Linked DNA regions of Mus musculus: region 1 is linked to region 2. The links are chromatin contacts, found by Hi-C or POLR2A ChIA-PET in ENCODE. All regions are on one chromosome and are shown on one strand. Each heading gives the region's core, a stretch centred on a gene start or an enhancer-like site at or near the end of the contact. The rest is flanking DNA. Distances are from core to core; before and after follow the strand shown.

The links. Hi-C counts contacts between places; a loop is a spot of excess contacts on that map. ChIA-PET counts read pairs that join two places held with the same protein, here RNA polymerase II (POLR2A).
Region 1: a map of Patski shows a loop between it and region 2 (2.6-fold over the local background). The contact joins two enhancer-like sites. A Hi-C loop is called at or near these places in 1 of 37 maps with a recorded cell type or tissue (Patski). POLR2A ChIA-PET finds 5 or more read pairs at or near these places in 1 of 5 experiments (Patski).

What each region holds. Positions count from the first base shown.
Region 1 is chr1:106,628,446-106,636,215 of GRCm38, forward strand. All of the region lies in intron 1 of Bcl2 (B cell leukemia/lymphoma 2), which reads right to left. Among named protein-coding and RNA genes, the nearest start is that of Gm37053, 17 kb to the left of the region's middle. Within about 2 kb of position 1,551, at least 2 of the 3 ENCODE cell types and tissues checked have a DNase peak (open chromatin) inside an H3K27ac peak, as active enhancers do.
Region 2 is chr1:106,404,923-106,412,807 of GRCm38, forward strand. No RefSeq gene overlaps it. Among named protein-coding and RNA genes, the nearest start is that of Gm41928, 110 kb to the right of the region's middle. Within about 2 kb of position 3,134, at least 1 of the 3 ENCODE cell types and tissues checked has a DNase peak (open chromatin) inside an H3K27ac peak, as active enhancers do.

The sequences.
Region 1 (7,770 bases), core at 301-2,800, 220 kb after region 2:
TTGATCACACCACAGCTTCAGTTCTGAACTCCTGTGTTCTCAGCAGCAGGCATGCTGCAACACCATGCAATGTTAGAAGTACCTCAGCTTCAAGACCACTAGCTAAGAACACATTGTATACTCAATACTGTCTGCTTTTATAGAAATATTAATAGTTTAATTATGGAAAGCAAAGACTTTTAATATTTTTCTACCATTACTCCTCAGTATATTTTAGTTGTGTTATATTCAAGTGTTTGATTTGTAAATTGCTATTTGAATTGTTGATTGCATTTTTCAGAATAAATCAATCAGTAGAGGAGGAGGAAGAAGAAGAAGAAGAGGAGGAGGAGGAGGAGGAGGAGGAGGAGGAGGAGGAGGAGGAGGAATCCGCAGCAGCATACAGTGCACTCAGTTTACTGGTGAGTGAGGTCAGGGTCTTGTAAGGCCAGGCAAGCACAGCAGCCTCATCCCCAACCCAGCTCCCTGCATTGAACACTAGGGGGAGAGTCCTGGAGTCAGTGCAATCCTAGCCTCTGTTGTTGTGGGGAATTCCTTTTCCTTTTCTTTTAAAATCTGCAGCAGGAACTTCAGCATCTTCCATGTACACAGGGTGTATGTAAGTCTCACTCTCTGACTTGCCACTTTGCTCTTCAGTCCTCCATAAATACACAGATGCCCAGAAGTAGTGTTCATTAACCTGTTTAATCTCCATCAATGCCATCCCTCAGACCCCTAGCCTACCCTCTCTCCTGTTCCATCTTGGGTTGCCTATAGACTGTTCTAGAAGGAGGTCTAAGCCCCTGCCATCTTGAAGGAGAAGCCAGTAATGGGCTCCATCCCATTAGAGGAGTAAACATGCTGGCTGTGGGAGTGGTCTGGACCAGGAGCTTCTCCCCAAAGCAGTACCACATGCACATTTGAGGCTGCAAATAAGAAAGAATTTTCTGGCTGGAGGAACTGCTAAATAGCAGGGTGGGTAACCAAGGGAGGTCCCGGAATCTCCTCTCGAGATCTTTGAAACTAAGATACAATCTCCCATGTCTGCGATAATTTTTTGCAGTCCTGACTAGAGACAGATGGAGGAGGTGCCTCACAGAGACTCCTCCCTAGGCCTGTGATCTGCCTCTTGCCTTCAGTTTGGGCTAAGCTCCTGGGGAGTCGCTTCCCGGGGAAGCTCTGGGATGTAGAGCAGGCTTGTTTACATCAGCCTCTCTTCCTCACACCTCTTTCCTTGTTCTCAGATGGAAAGCTGGTCAAAGGTCAGGGTTGCCCAACTGCCCACACATAGTTTGGTAGTAGCATCAGACTCCGGCAAAACAGAGGGTTGATTCTAATGTCTGTGCATCTACCCCAAGCTCAGAACCTGGGTGAGAACAGAGACAATTAGCTTTTGCTAACAATCCATTCCAAATGAGAATATGATCCCGCTAATTGATTTTAAATAGATTTTTAAAAAGGATCCTTGGCCGTACTTCATCCTGAATACAACAGAGTTTCAAAAGTGTTCATTCCAGGGTTGGTTTCTTTCCCCCCTTTCTTCTGGCTTAAACCCCAAATGGCCAAGATCCCAGTCTGAATAAACAGTGTGGGTGGTGACTGTTCTGTGGGGCCCTGTAGAGGATGCAATCACTTTCCTTCTCTGCTCAGCATTAAATCATGTAAAAGTAGCTGGGGACTCCACCACCTCCTCACCAAGGAACCAAGGGGGCAGCTTAACGTGTATTCTTTGCCCAGGGAGGGATGGAGCAGGAAAGGATTTCTCCTAGCTGTGAGCATTTGATTATGCATAAAGTTCATTGACCTCACAGGCAGCTGTCAGATGATCTTGCTAAGGCCTGTGAATGGCATCCCAGGAATGCAGTGATGTGGGCAGAAACCCAGTGAGTTCATGCCACCAAGTGCTTTAAATGGGACAAATGAGTGGCTGACCAGAATGCCTCCAGTGGGAACAGAACCAGAGGATAATCAGTAATTCAATATCACCTAAGCATTGCTGGATCTTCAAAAGTGATCCCTGGAAATCAGAAACTCGGGACAACTCCCATAGGGTCCTGAGGGGGTTGGGAGGCATGGTAATGGGAGGCTGAGTGGGAAGCCAGTCTGCAGGGTTACTGCTGTAGCAGGCTGCAAATAAGGCACTTTCAGTATTCCCTCCCTTCTTAAAAGGTAATGCTTTCTGCCTTTCCTGCCACTGACACCAGAGGAAACCGAGGAAGCAATACATTCCTAAGGACGCTGTGGGGCTTGAAGGGGACAGTGGAGTCTCTGTTTATTTAGACAGTTTTGATATAATACAGCCCTACATGTGTATGCAGTAAGTATACCTACTTGTCAGTAAATGCCCTGAAATACTTTTTATGCAAAGTGGGCTGCTACATTCTCCTCTTTTTCATCCTATCTGGGGCAGCCTCTGCTCTACAGGCAACCGGGGTATGGAGTATGGGAAAGTGTTGGACCCAACTGGTCTCTGCTTCTGGGTAAAAGGAGACAGGGAGTTCCCATCAGTGCGGTCAGATGGTTAAGGGCTGGGGGGTCTCTGACTCTGGAGGAACTTGAACTACTTGGGCTTGGTGCTTCTTCAAACACTTCTGTTACCTTGTTGAGTATTTGATAGTTTCTTTCAGTAGCTTTCTCACCTAATGCACTCACTTTATCTATCAAAATATTATGCTTTGCATGGGTAAATACCTCACAGTCATATCTTAAGTCAAGACTGCATTGCATTAGCTCTGGTCCCTTTGGTACTATGAATATAAAGAATGAGCAGCTGGAATTTAGCCAACAATTTTGATATCCCACTGGAAGCAGAACAGAAGGAATCTTACTTATCTCACTTTTAAAGTAACCCGAAATTCTAAAGTCCTTTACCAAATAAACCACCTAAATTTGAATGTATGCTCTGTCTATATCCATGTCAACTTAGTGAAGTGTTCCAAAAGCACACGGTGGAGGCTGGGGATGGAGCTCAGTTGGCAGAGTGTTGCCTAGCATTCACAAACTCTTGGACTTGATACTCAGGATCAATTATATAAACTGAGTATGGTGTTATACACCTGCAATCCCAGAATTTCGGAGGCAGGAGGATCAGAGTTCATGGTCATCCTCAACTACAGAGTGAGTTGAGGTCAGCTTGGGAGATAGGTTTCCTGTCTCAAGAAATGAACTGAAGGAGGGAAAGCGTCAGGTAAACTCTGTGTTACGTGAAAACTAAAGAGAGATACATCCTCAAACAGGTTTTAGGTGAAAAGGCACATTCTAATCACAACAGCCTCAATCTGGACAGGGTTCCTTTCAGGTAGGAGGTGGTGACTGGACCCTTAAAGGGTGTCAACAGGCCAATAAGAATTTACTGACAGTTCATTTACAATTAGGCATGATGGAACTCTACAGAAGAGTCACACTACTGCATGGCTAGTAGTCTATAATTTTAGTCTTCTTTTTAAGCCTTCCACTGATGTCTGAGTGGCTCTCTTTCAAAGTCCTTTGAGATCTACAGCATTTATTTTTATTTTGTTGAGTGAACAGTCAGTAAAAAGGGAAAAGGAATTCTTTCTATCTGCAGCCTGAGCAAGAAAAGCCTTCCTTCAACTCTTCAAACATCTTTATAAGTATGATTATCCCCATAGTGACAGGAAGCTTGCTTCCTGATAAAGACATTTGCACACAAAGTAATATCTGAACTCACTTCCACCCTGTGACTACCACAATTTATAAAATTCCATGAGAGAAGTGACTTATATGTCTCATGAAGTTCCTATTGGGAAATTACTGGTAGCCACAGTTACCACAGTTATGGAAGTAATATCTGTGCAGAGCTCGATTCCTTCTCTTCATCGGGGCCTCACCATCTCTGAACTACCATAGCAACTTAGCTGTTTCTTGTTGATAATACATGCTACCTTCTGCCTTGTCAGATGGAGGTTGACTTGTCTATGTTAGACTGTAAGTCTTTGGGCCTCAGGGACAGCTCCACTCATCTTTACACTCCCCGGTGTCATTAACAGAATTGGTAACCAATAAAATGAATGAGTGAGTAAATTTTATGAGATCCTTGGATGTTTTCAGTTAAGGACCAGATAGGAAAATGTCTCAAGCCATATGGTCTCTATCATAATTATTCATCACTGCAGTTAGAGTGAGAAAAGAGACATAAACAAATGAGCATAATATGTTCCAATAAAGCTTTATTTACAAAAAACCAACTGGTGAGTCTTAGTGAAAGCACTGAGTACTATAATACCAGGAAAGATATGCCCACTGGTACAATAGTTGCAAGCCTGTTGGTAGATAGTGACAATCGCTCTCCAATTGATTGGGAGGCCTGGGGGTCACATCTGTTATTTAATGGTCAAATGTCCCTGGCTATGGAGGTTATGGTTCTATAGTGGGTAAGCTGTGTTGTTGTTTTTCTGTGGACAAGAGGATGTGCCCTTCAAATTGTCCTCTAAATCAGAGGTTCTCAACCTGTGGGTTACAACCACTTTGGGAGTCACATATCAGATATCCTGCATTTCCAATATTTACAATTCATAACAGTAGCAAAATTACAGTTATGAAGTATCACCAAAAATAATTTTGTGGTTGGGGGTGTGTTAAAGGGGTGCAGCATTAGGAAGGTTGAGAGCCACTGGGATAACCGTTTACTTTTATGAGTATGGCTTATAGTTTCTGTCAGCTTTGGTTAAGGAAAATTGTTTTTGCAGTGGGAAGCAGTAACATTAGAGACTCATAGCTTGTCAGAGTGCTGAGAATAAGTAACTGTTGACTACTAATCCATAAATAGGACATCTTTATCATTCCTTTCAAGATTCAGGGTACGTGAGAGCAGAGGGAGTGGTAGGAGATGAAGGAAGAAGTTGCTGTGGAATGTTGTCTCCTAGGTATGGCAAGGTCATTTCAACTTTGAACTCACACAGCTGTGATTACTTGTACACGGCCCTCTCAAGATTAGGCCCATCACCATCCTGTCATGAGGTAGGGAGGGATTCCCAAAGCCCCACCTCTCACTGAGCTCAACAGGCAATTAATATTTGCTGGCAGAGACATTTCCTGTCACGGCATAGGCACTGGTAAGGACTCATGCTCCTATGAACAGTTCTCACCCATGCTTTTGTGAGCAGCCCTGATTAAATGAACTAGATTACACACAAAAATAGATCAGTAGGAGTAGAGGGCCAAGGTAGAGCAATGGAAGGGAATATGATTAAAATATGATTAAAATATAGTATGCATAATTATGACATATAGTATGTCATAATGAAACCCATCATTGTTTATAACATATGTTTTTTTTTTCTTTAAATCTTAAAAGAAACTGGTAGAAAAGATTTGGGCCCACTTACCAGTTTTCTAACTCTGATCCATGGTGTCTCTCTTTCTATAATCCCAGAATACTAAATTTTTATGATACCTATATATAATTAGGGCTCAGAATATATAAATGGCAAATAGTATTTAGAATCCTCATAGCAAAAAGGTCAATAAAACAAAGCAAAACACCCAGAGAAATTAGTTACCCTATCAAATATATTTCTTGTTTGGTTAATTTGTTTACTGTATTCTTAAGGAATAATTCTCAACTCAAAAATAAAGATAGTAGTCTACTGCTTACAGAATGATGGTGTATCATTCTGGAGGTAACAGGGTTGATTGGACTTCAGGGCTACTGTGTCCAGAGCTAGTTCATGGTGAACTTGACACTTCCTCAGAAAACTTTCTCATTCAACCCTCCACCAGGCCATCTGGTCTGTAATCTCACTGTTAGTCCCTTCCCAAGGTCCTTAACAAAGATTAAACTTTTTGTTTGAAAAATCCATGGAAAACCCCCAACCACAAAGAAGACTCCAGCATCCCAAACACTCCGCAAACACTGACTACTAAAGGATGCCTGATGCATCCTGGAAAGGCAAGATGTCCCTAGCTGTCCCGGCTGGCCACCTGGCCAGATGGAAGGAATCTGGCCTATCATATATGTTTATTTCACTGTCAGGTCACCTTCTGTGGATGGATATATATATATATATATATATATGAATGAAGCTATACTTTAATTGTGAGGATACTTAAAAGATGCAAAGTCCCAAGGCTGATTATTTGTTTTAAAAAGATTCAACTAGTCTTTGTTGTGGTATAAGGGATGGATCTGCAAACCACATACAAGTGACAGGTTTTCTGTCTGACTATTTTCAGATAGTCTGAATAAAATCCATCTGCCCTCCCCAGATTGTGGTCAAGCAGTTCTAGATAGTTCTTCTAAAAATAATTATACAATTTGAGACTTCCATTGCAGCAAATTTCTCTTCAATACCAGATCAGGTTAAGAAAACAATTAGAAAGATCTATGCCTTACGGAAATGGAAGTGGTTGGGTATGTTGGCAAACACTGATAATTCCAGCACTTGGAAGGAGGGCAGAAGTGGGAGAATTATAAACGGGGAATTGAGAGGAGGAAGGGGAAGAAGGAAAGAAAAGACAAGAAAAGGAAGAGGAAGAGGAGTGGGAGGAAGAAGGAGGGAAGAAGGACGAGGGAGAAAGGACACCATATAGCCACAACACTTAAACTCACACCTACCACATTGAGCTTGTGTGACTTGAAGGGATAACTAACATTGATACAACCCAACACCTTTGCATTACAAGAAGAGGAAATGATGACGCATGTGATTAAATTGAACACTGGAAGCCTATAATGTCTCTCCAGTGGCAAGTTCAAGAAGACTGAGCCCCAGCCTGTGTTTAGACATCAGACAGACATTCCCTCTGTGGGGTATTCCACTCTGCTTTCCCTCACAGTCTACAGTCTAACTACTCCTCGTTCCTTTTGGCTGCTTGCTTAATTTCCTAGCAATCTAGGTGTACTACCATTCCCAAGGACCAAGGAACCTCATTTTAAACACACCTCTCCTCACTACAAACCAAAGACATTTTCATTATTCAACCAACAACCTATAATAACCACAGCACTACTATTTATAGACACTTAGTTTATATTGGATAAATTTTAAATTGCTCAAATGTATGTGACCACACATATAGGATTCTTATTGCAGTTTTGGTTGCATAACAGAGATGAGGTAAAAGGAGGAATTCCATGGAGTGGAGAGGGAAAGGGAGCTATAAGGCCAGAGTGAAGTTGCCCAAGATATTATTTAGATAAACGTAGACCAAGTTCCACACCAATTACACTAGTCTTCAGATGACATTACAAAGTCACCAAAAGACTGACAGCGTCCGCAGCCCACGACTAAGACTGTAGAGAGGGGGGAGGATGCCCAAGGAGGGGAGCTCTACACTCTATCCTCTTCTGCTTCCACTAAAAGAAACAGAACTAGCGTGTCTATGGGGCACATTTCATCTGCTTCCTTTTCATGAGCCTCCTACAGTGCATACCAGGATTCACATCAATGGCATAGAAAGGAAACATAACGAGTAAGCCAAGGGTTTGTCTAACAAACCTGTGCTAGTATTGATGTAGATGTTCCTCATTTCCCCTCGGGCTGTATGAGGACAAAGTCCACTTTTAGCTTTCAAGTCACCCCACACCCACTGTGTGCATATTTGTGTGTGTGTATGCGCTGTATGTGTACACTGTATGTGCATGTGTGAGGATCTGTGTGTATGGCATGTGGAGGTCAGAGGACAGCCTCAGGTGTCAGTCCTTACCTTGAATCAGGTTATCTTACTCAGTGCTTTATAGGGCAGGCTAGGCACCAACTTTCATGAGTTTTTGTCCCTCTCATTTCATCCAGGGATGCTAAAGTACAGGTGCATGCTCCCATTCCCAGTACT
Region 2 (7,885 bases), core at 1,884-4,383:
GCTGGCCTGCTGCTGGACACACGTGGATATCTCCTTTCTCCCCTGCTGTCCCCTGGCCATCCCTGGCTTCAGCCTGGCTTCAGCCTGAGCAGTCCAGAGGCCTTAGCTCTCAGCTCCCTCTTGGAGCCCATAGGAACACACCCACGTGGAGTTCCTGTTTGCAGCCATCTTTCTAGTTTTCCATGGACTCAGATTTTTACTACTATAGCTTGGCCCCGGTACAGATCAATGGCCAAAAATGTGGGGCACTTGATTTCCAAATTCTTGCAAATTGTGACAACTTCTTCCACCACACAAGTGATCTCAAGTCTCTTATCTCTAAGGTTCTACCTTTCACTATTAAATTTTTTCATCATTACAGTTTCTCTATGCTTTGCTCTTTAAAAAAACAGAAGCAAACTCTTATTTCAGGATTACGGGTATACTTAAAATCTATAAAATCTGTAACAAAATTTGGCTTTAAACTTGTAACTAAGAGCTTATAGTTAAAAAATCTATACTTGGGTATATGTACTTAATTCAACTCTGTTTGTTTGTTTGTTTTTTCGAGACAGGGTTTCTCTGTATAGCCCTGGCAGTCCTGGAACTCACTTTGTAGACCAGGCTGGCCTCGAACTCAGAAATCTGCCTGCCTCTGCCTCCCAAGTGCTGGGATTAAAGGCGTGCACCACCACCGCCCGGCTTTAATTCGACTCTTATTTAGGATGTGTGTGTATATGTGTATGTCTGTGTCTCTGTGTATCTTGGATTCAACTGTGGGTATGTGTATGTAACTTGGATTCAACTCTCATTTAAAAAAAATAGATCTACTAGGAAAAAAGATGGTTTTTAAATAACAACCATGTGGCTCTCCTCCATCTTGGCTAATGAGCTCAGGAGGCTATGAACAGCCACATGGCTAGCAACTAGCTTTACTGAGGTTAAAGAATACATGCTGTGTAACTTCACCTCCTTAAGATGACCATGTGGTATAAAGCAATAATTACAAAACTTCCTAGTCCCAACGAGCTCTCTATTTATCTGTTGTATCTCGTTTGGTCTTTCAAAGCAGTAAGTCTCAAATATTTTGAATTGCTAAAGATTTTTGTATGATGATAAAAATTTAAGGTTATATCAGTTCCAACATACTATATATGTGACTCAACTCTGATTTAGAATATACTGCATATGATGATTTTAAAAATTAAGATTTTTTAAATTTATTGTGTATAGTTCTCTGCCTGCATGCCAGAGGAGGGCACCAGATTTCATTATAGGCAGTTATGAGCCTGTCTGTGGTTGCTGGGAATTGAACTCAGTATCTCAGAAAGAGCATCCAGTGCTGTTAACCTCTGAGCTATCTCTCCAGACCATGATGATAAAAATTTAAGGTTATGAAGGTCTATTCAGATTAACAAAAACTGACTTAAGGTTTATGTCTAGCTACTTATATTTTTGCTAACCGTTTAACAACAAGCTGCTAGAAAATTTAGATGAGTAACATGTCTGATAAATAAGGTATATTTGATAATCAGTATTTATAAATTCAGGTTCACAGTAATATTTGTGCAGTAGTTTCTTTTAAGTTGACAAATACATATGGACTGGACATTGTGAATGCAATTCCTACCTGTTAGTTTTCATAATTGTTATTATATAGTTTATTATAATAAGAGAAAGAGCCTTTTATTGGGTTAAAAGGGGGGTGTTGTAGAGATAAATCTCTGTTGTATGGATGCAGCACCTGTTGATAAGATGCTGATTGACCTATAAACTTAGGCAGGAGAAAGAAGGTGGGACATCCAGTAGGGAGATGGAATGCTGGGATAGACAGTGTGGGAGGGTTGGCCGGGGAACATGGAGGAAGGAGCTGAGGTGTGGGAGCTGAGTGGAGGTAACCAGCCACATGGCAGAACTTAGAATAAAGGTTGCGATCAAATCAGGGAACAAAGGTATTTGTAAATATATTTGAGTCTCAGTGATTATTCTGGGAGCCTGGGCCTGGGAGGAAAAACTTACTTTACTGCCAGCTCCAGGTGTTCCCTCAAAATCTGTAGCTAGCTCCAGGCTATCCTTCCTTACAAATTGTTCCAACTGCTGCCTGCATGTCCGTATCCCCAGATGGTCCCCCAGTACTGTGTAGTGAGTGAAACAGCTTGCTCTTCCAGGGACTTGGCCAGCATCCCAACTTTCTTGGGTCCCTAAAGATGTCAATGCCCCACACAGCAGGAAGCAGTCTAAAAAAGCATGGCACCCAATCTCTCCTTCCTATTCCTCACCTTTTGTTATAAACAAAGGGGAGGAATGTTAGTCCCAGCCTGCCTTCAGTGACTCAGTGCCAGCAGCCCTGACATACCAGCCCAAAGGCGACACTCACATCCTTTAAAAGGTTCCTGATGAGGAGGCCCTGTTCTCTGTCTCCTGGTCCCTCTGTCTCTTGCTCTTTGTATTTCTCCATCTCCCCTGCCCCTTATCTCTTGTGTGAGACTTGTTTCTTGGTGTGCTCTCTGTGGCATGACTTATCCCACCCATCATGAATCCACCATGGTACTCCTCCCACCACAGAAAACCTAACAATGATTCTGTTAGGAAGCACAGTCTTGGAACAGGACACGCTGTATGGCTAAGGTGCTACTGAGGCTGGGTGGAGCCAGGAGGAACCAGATCAAGGCAGATAGGAGCATGAGGCAGGTTGTGAAATTCAAGGATCCCTAAGCAGTGCCGAGGGCATCTGGGACTGGAGCCTGTTTCTGAGGGCTTTGCTTTAGTGAGGGCCTTCAGTGAATTTGCCCTCAACTGCCAGTCAGTCATTTGGTGAACTGAGCTTCTAGCAAGCTCTGTGGCCACATCTCCCTCAAAGAGATAGCCAGTCAGCAGCCACAGATAGGTGCAGGCTGCTTGCTTTGTCCTAAAGTTCCCTGGGCTGTTCTCTTGCAGCCTAGGTAGAAAATCACAGCTGTTGAAGGTTGAGGAGGTGGCGGGGGTGGGGGGGGGTGGGGAAGGGTGTACTCAAGGACCTTGCCAAGTACTCCATCAAAAACCAGGGCACTACTTTTTCACAGCAGAATAACAGGTTCTGAGAGAGGCTCTCGGGGCTGGTGGCTAAGCTAGGGGACAGCTACATGGCCGAGTATGGATGGAACCTCGCTAGCCCTGGGCGAGACAGAGTCACAGTTGGATGAGTCACCGTCTCAGAATCTCAGTCTGCAAATGAAGGAAGTGACACTGGGACCACAGCCAGGAGAGTCAGAAATGCTAGGAGTGACTGAAAGAGGTCACCAGGAGATCAAGCTATTCTCACCTGAGGCCAGGACCTGCAGAGATGGCTTTGTAGGGGACCTCCAGGGGCGACTAGCTGTGGGGGATGTGAGAGTGAACCTAGTGGAGGAGGAAGTGGATCAGAGCTAGACTTCATGGTCTCCTGCTGGAGGAATCCCGATCAGGCTGTATGCAGTCTAAGATAGGAAGTGGCTCCCAGCAAACTGGTGAGACAGAATAAAGGACCAGAGCCCAGAGTGATGGCTGCTTCCTCTGTCTTCTCTGAAAATCTCCATTGGGCAACCAGCCTGCTCCCCTATAGAGTAAGGGGCAAACAAAGCCAGAGAGCTCCTGTAATCCTCCAGTTGGGTCTTGATTATATAACCTCACCCTTACTGGCTGAGAAGCTGTATATAAGTTTTTGTACTGAGTAATAAAGTTAGACCTGTATACTGATGTGTGTGGGTGTGAAATCTTTGTGGGTCCTGTCTCCACTTTCTCCCCATTTCTTGGTCCCAGTTCTGTCAACTAGAGGATGAGCACATGCCAGGGTGCAGTCCACACGAAGGACCCCTCCATCCAAACCCTATCCTGTTTGAAAATGGGAACATGCGGAGCAGACAGATCTACAACTGGGGAAGACTAATGACTCTTCTAGGGTCATCAGCAAGAGGATGTCAGAGATCCTTCGGCCTTCCCAAAGGGTGGTGACTTCACATGCCAGTGCCTCCGGAAGCAGCAAGCACCCTCCTCTGGGGCTGCCAGCTCCTCGCTGCCACTTCCTGTTTCAGGTGTGGTTTTCCTGGGCACACAAATCAAATTCCACAGCAGCAATGATTCCAAATAGTACAACTGGCTTGGAGTTAGAGACTGAATGTGTCGAAGGATCTCTCTTAGAACATGAATCTATCCTTGCTTACTGAGTTCTATATAAATAAAGAAGTGCCCCACTGCCCGTCAGTCAGGCTGTAAGAACTGCAGCCCCACAACCATGCCTGACTCATTCCTTCTCCAACTCCATACCAGCCCCCAGCCCCTAGCTCCCACCCCCGTGGGATCTAACCAATACTGGTATGGCCCTCAGCAACCAAGTCCAAAGTTAAAGATGTGATATCTCCATCTCTATCTCATCTCTATCTCTACCTCTATCTCTATATCTCTATAGATCTATACCTATATATGTCAGCAAATTGTTAGATTCAGAAGAGAGATACAGATTGATCTGAAACCTGAACCACTTCTACATAAGGCTTTCAGGGCATCTAGACCACTTGACAAAGCAAGTCTGTGGTCACTTAACTGGAGAACCACTGTGATAAGAATTCCTTCAGTCAACAATTTACCAGACACTTAGATGATACCCAGTAGGCCTGAAGAGATTTGTGGCTGACCTAGATTCTAATGGCCTAGTTCACATTCCATCCCATTTCCTGTCACCTAGCTTCCTGTGGATCTTTTGGGATTCCCCCGTTTGCAGGACTGTGTGGTACCAGTTCCTGCTGAAGAGAACAGTCACAGATCCCTGCCGAAACCTCCCTGTGCTGTGTATTCCCCACTGTTCCCCAGCAGTTGGTATGCACAGCCACGGCTGGGGCAAGAGTTCTGTGCTTGAGAGCCCAGGAAGCTTCTGAGGAGCCCAACTGTCTGAGTGAAGAGCACCCTCACTGTGTGGTGACCCCTCCTCATGCACACCACACACTGTACATGTGGCCTTCTACGGTGGGATGGCACCATCTAAACTCTGCCCTCACGGTGACTCACTTGAAGGTGGAGTTGATCTTTCCTACTCTTTGCTTTATCCATATATTCCCATGGGCCTACATGTGATATAGATGTGTAGCCAAAATGTTCAAACTCAGAGAGATTGCTGTTACCATCTCAGTCACTGTTCTATTGCTGTGAAGAGACTTCATGACCAAGGCAACTCTTACTAAAAAAGAAAGAAATGAAAAGAGAAGAGAAGAAGAGAGGAGGGGAGGGAGCGGGAGCGGGAAAGGGAGAGGGAGAGGGAGAGGGAGAGGGAGAGGGAGAGGGGGGAGGGAGAGGGAGAGGGGGAGGGGGAGGGAGAGGGGGAGGGAGAGGGAGAGGGGAGGAGGGGAGGAGAAGAGGAGAAGAGGGGAGGGGAGGGGAGGGTGAGGAGAGGGTGAGGAGAGGAGAGGGTGAGGAGAGGGGAGGGAGAGGGGAGGGAGAGGGGAGGGAGAGGGGAGGGAGAGGGGAGGGAGAGGGGAGGGAGAGGGAGAGGGGGAGGGGGAGGGGGAGGGAGAGGGGGAGGGGGAGGGAGAGGGAGAGGGGGAGGGGGAGGAGGGGAGGAGAGGAGAGGAGAGGAGAGGAGAGGAGAGAAGAGAAGAGAAGAGAAGAGAAGAGAAGAGAGGAGAAGAGAAGAGAAGAGAAGAGAAGAGAAGAGAAGAGAAGAGAAGAGAGAGGAAGAGAAGAGAAGAGAAGAGAAGAGAAGAGAAGAGAAGAGAAGAGAAGAGAAGAGAGGAGAGAGGAAGAGAAGAGAAGAGAAGAGAAGAGAAGAGAAGAGAAGAGAAGAGAAGAGAAGAGAAGAGAAGAGAAGAGAAGAGAAGAGAAGAGAAGAGAAGAGAAGAGAAGAGAAGAGAGAGAAAGAAAAAAGAAAAGGCAAGACATTTAATTGAGGGCTTGCTTACCATTTTAGAGTGTTAGTCTGTGATCATCATTCAGGAAGTGTAGTGGCATGCAGGCAAGCATGGTGCTGGAGCAAGAACAGAGAGCTTTATATCCTGACCTCCAGGCAGCAGGGGAGGAGAAGAAAGGGAGAGGGAGACAGACCATCTGGTGTGGGCTTTTACAACCTCAAAGCCCAGTCCCAGTGACAGACCTCCTCCCATAAGGCTATACCTCCTAATCCTTCCCAAACAGTTACGATATCTGAGGACTAGCATGCAAACATATGAGCCTATGAGGACCACTCTCCTTTAAACCACTACACTGACCCAAGGGTTCAGAGGAAGCCAGGCTGCTCAGTTCAGAATCAAACGCCTACCACCTTCTCCCTGTACAGACTGAGTATCCACTGACATGCAGCCTAGATCTTCTTTTCCCTTTAATGTTGACTATGTAACTTCTGGTAGATTGTGTGACATGTTTTGTTGGGCTTCTTTTATAAAAAGGAGACCTTTGCTCAGGAACTGGACCTTTCCTTAGTTGCCCTGAAGTAGTTTGTTCAGAAGAGTAATAATAAATGCTGGACTTTTCCTTTCTGTGTAAGTTTTCAGCATAGCAAAAGAGCTAGTGTCCCAGATCTGCACTAGACCATTGATTTTTTTTTATTTTTTTATTTTTTTATTTTTTTGAGACAGGGTTTCTCTGTGTAGCCTAGGTTGTCCTGGAACTCACTTTGTAGACCAAGCTGGCCTTGAACTTAGAAATCTTCCTGCCTCTGCCTCCCAAGTGCTGGGATTAAAGGTGTGCGCCGCCGCCACCACCCCCGACTGACCATTGATTTCTTTGTGTGTGTGTGTAATTGTTAATTCTTGGATTTTATATAATTTATATGTTTCAAATCATTGCAACCATTGTTCTTTTAAATGCTCACATTGGCCTGACTTGGATTGGTGTTGCAGGAAATATTTAAAAAGGAACCCGCCAACTCTCGGCAGGGTCAGCCCACGCTCCTGCCATGCCAGACCACAAGGCACCCACCGGGCCATCTCTCCTGTGGGGGCATGGGGCCCGAGTTCCTGTCGCTACCATGTAACACCCCATGCACCCCACAATCAGCCATCTCAACACCTAATTACCTGGTAGAATCAACACTCCTAAAGCTTAATTAACCAATAAGATTTATGTATCAATAATATCACAATTTGCAAGATACCAATACAATAATTTCAGAGCTAACTGGTAATGATAAAAGCTTTATCCCAATATTTCTAACCTTGTGAAATCATAGCTACTGGTGGCTGGTAAATGCACTGTGGGTACACGTCCAAAGCCATCTTCCTTCTCCTCCTCCTCTGACACTCTCTCCATCTCTGTCTCTCTCAGTCTCTTTTTCTGTCTCTGCCTGTCTGTCTGTCTCTCTTCTCTCTCTGTCTCTCTCTGCATCTCTCTGTCTCTGTCTGTCTCTGTCTCTGTCTCTGTCTCTGTCTCTGTCTCTGTCTGTGTGTGGCTCTCTCTCTGACTCTTAGCTCTGCCTCCCTTTCCCCTGTCCAATCACAGGCCTCCCACTGCCCTACTGTGATTGGACAGGGAAAATTCTGCAATAGATTGGTGGGAACCCTTTCAAATTTTGGCTCCTATGGCCAGTTTTGAATTAGGTTTGCTGTTCTTTCTTTCCTGGAGGTTATGGTGCCCAGGAATAATCAGGAATACTGCATTTACAAAGATGCCAAGGTAATTTGCATTCTGAGCGTCTACCACCTTCTAATGCACATTGGACTCATGGTTCTATTCTATTTCCATATGCTTGATAATTTCATAATATAAAGTTTTAAAATGTATGACCTCCAAAATTCCACTTAAGATTCTATTTTGTAGAAATGAAAAATGTAGTAGGTAAGGGATTATGGGTAAGGGTGCTTTCTGCAGTGACCTGGGACCAGGAAAATGGGAGCTTGTTAATAATTCTGGGCTTTACTTTGCATGTACACGTATATACTGCAGTATTAAGAATATTGGAAAGATC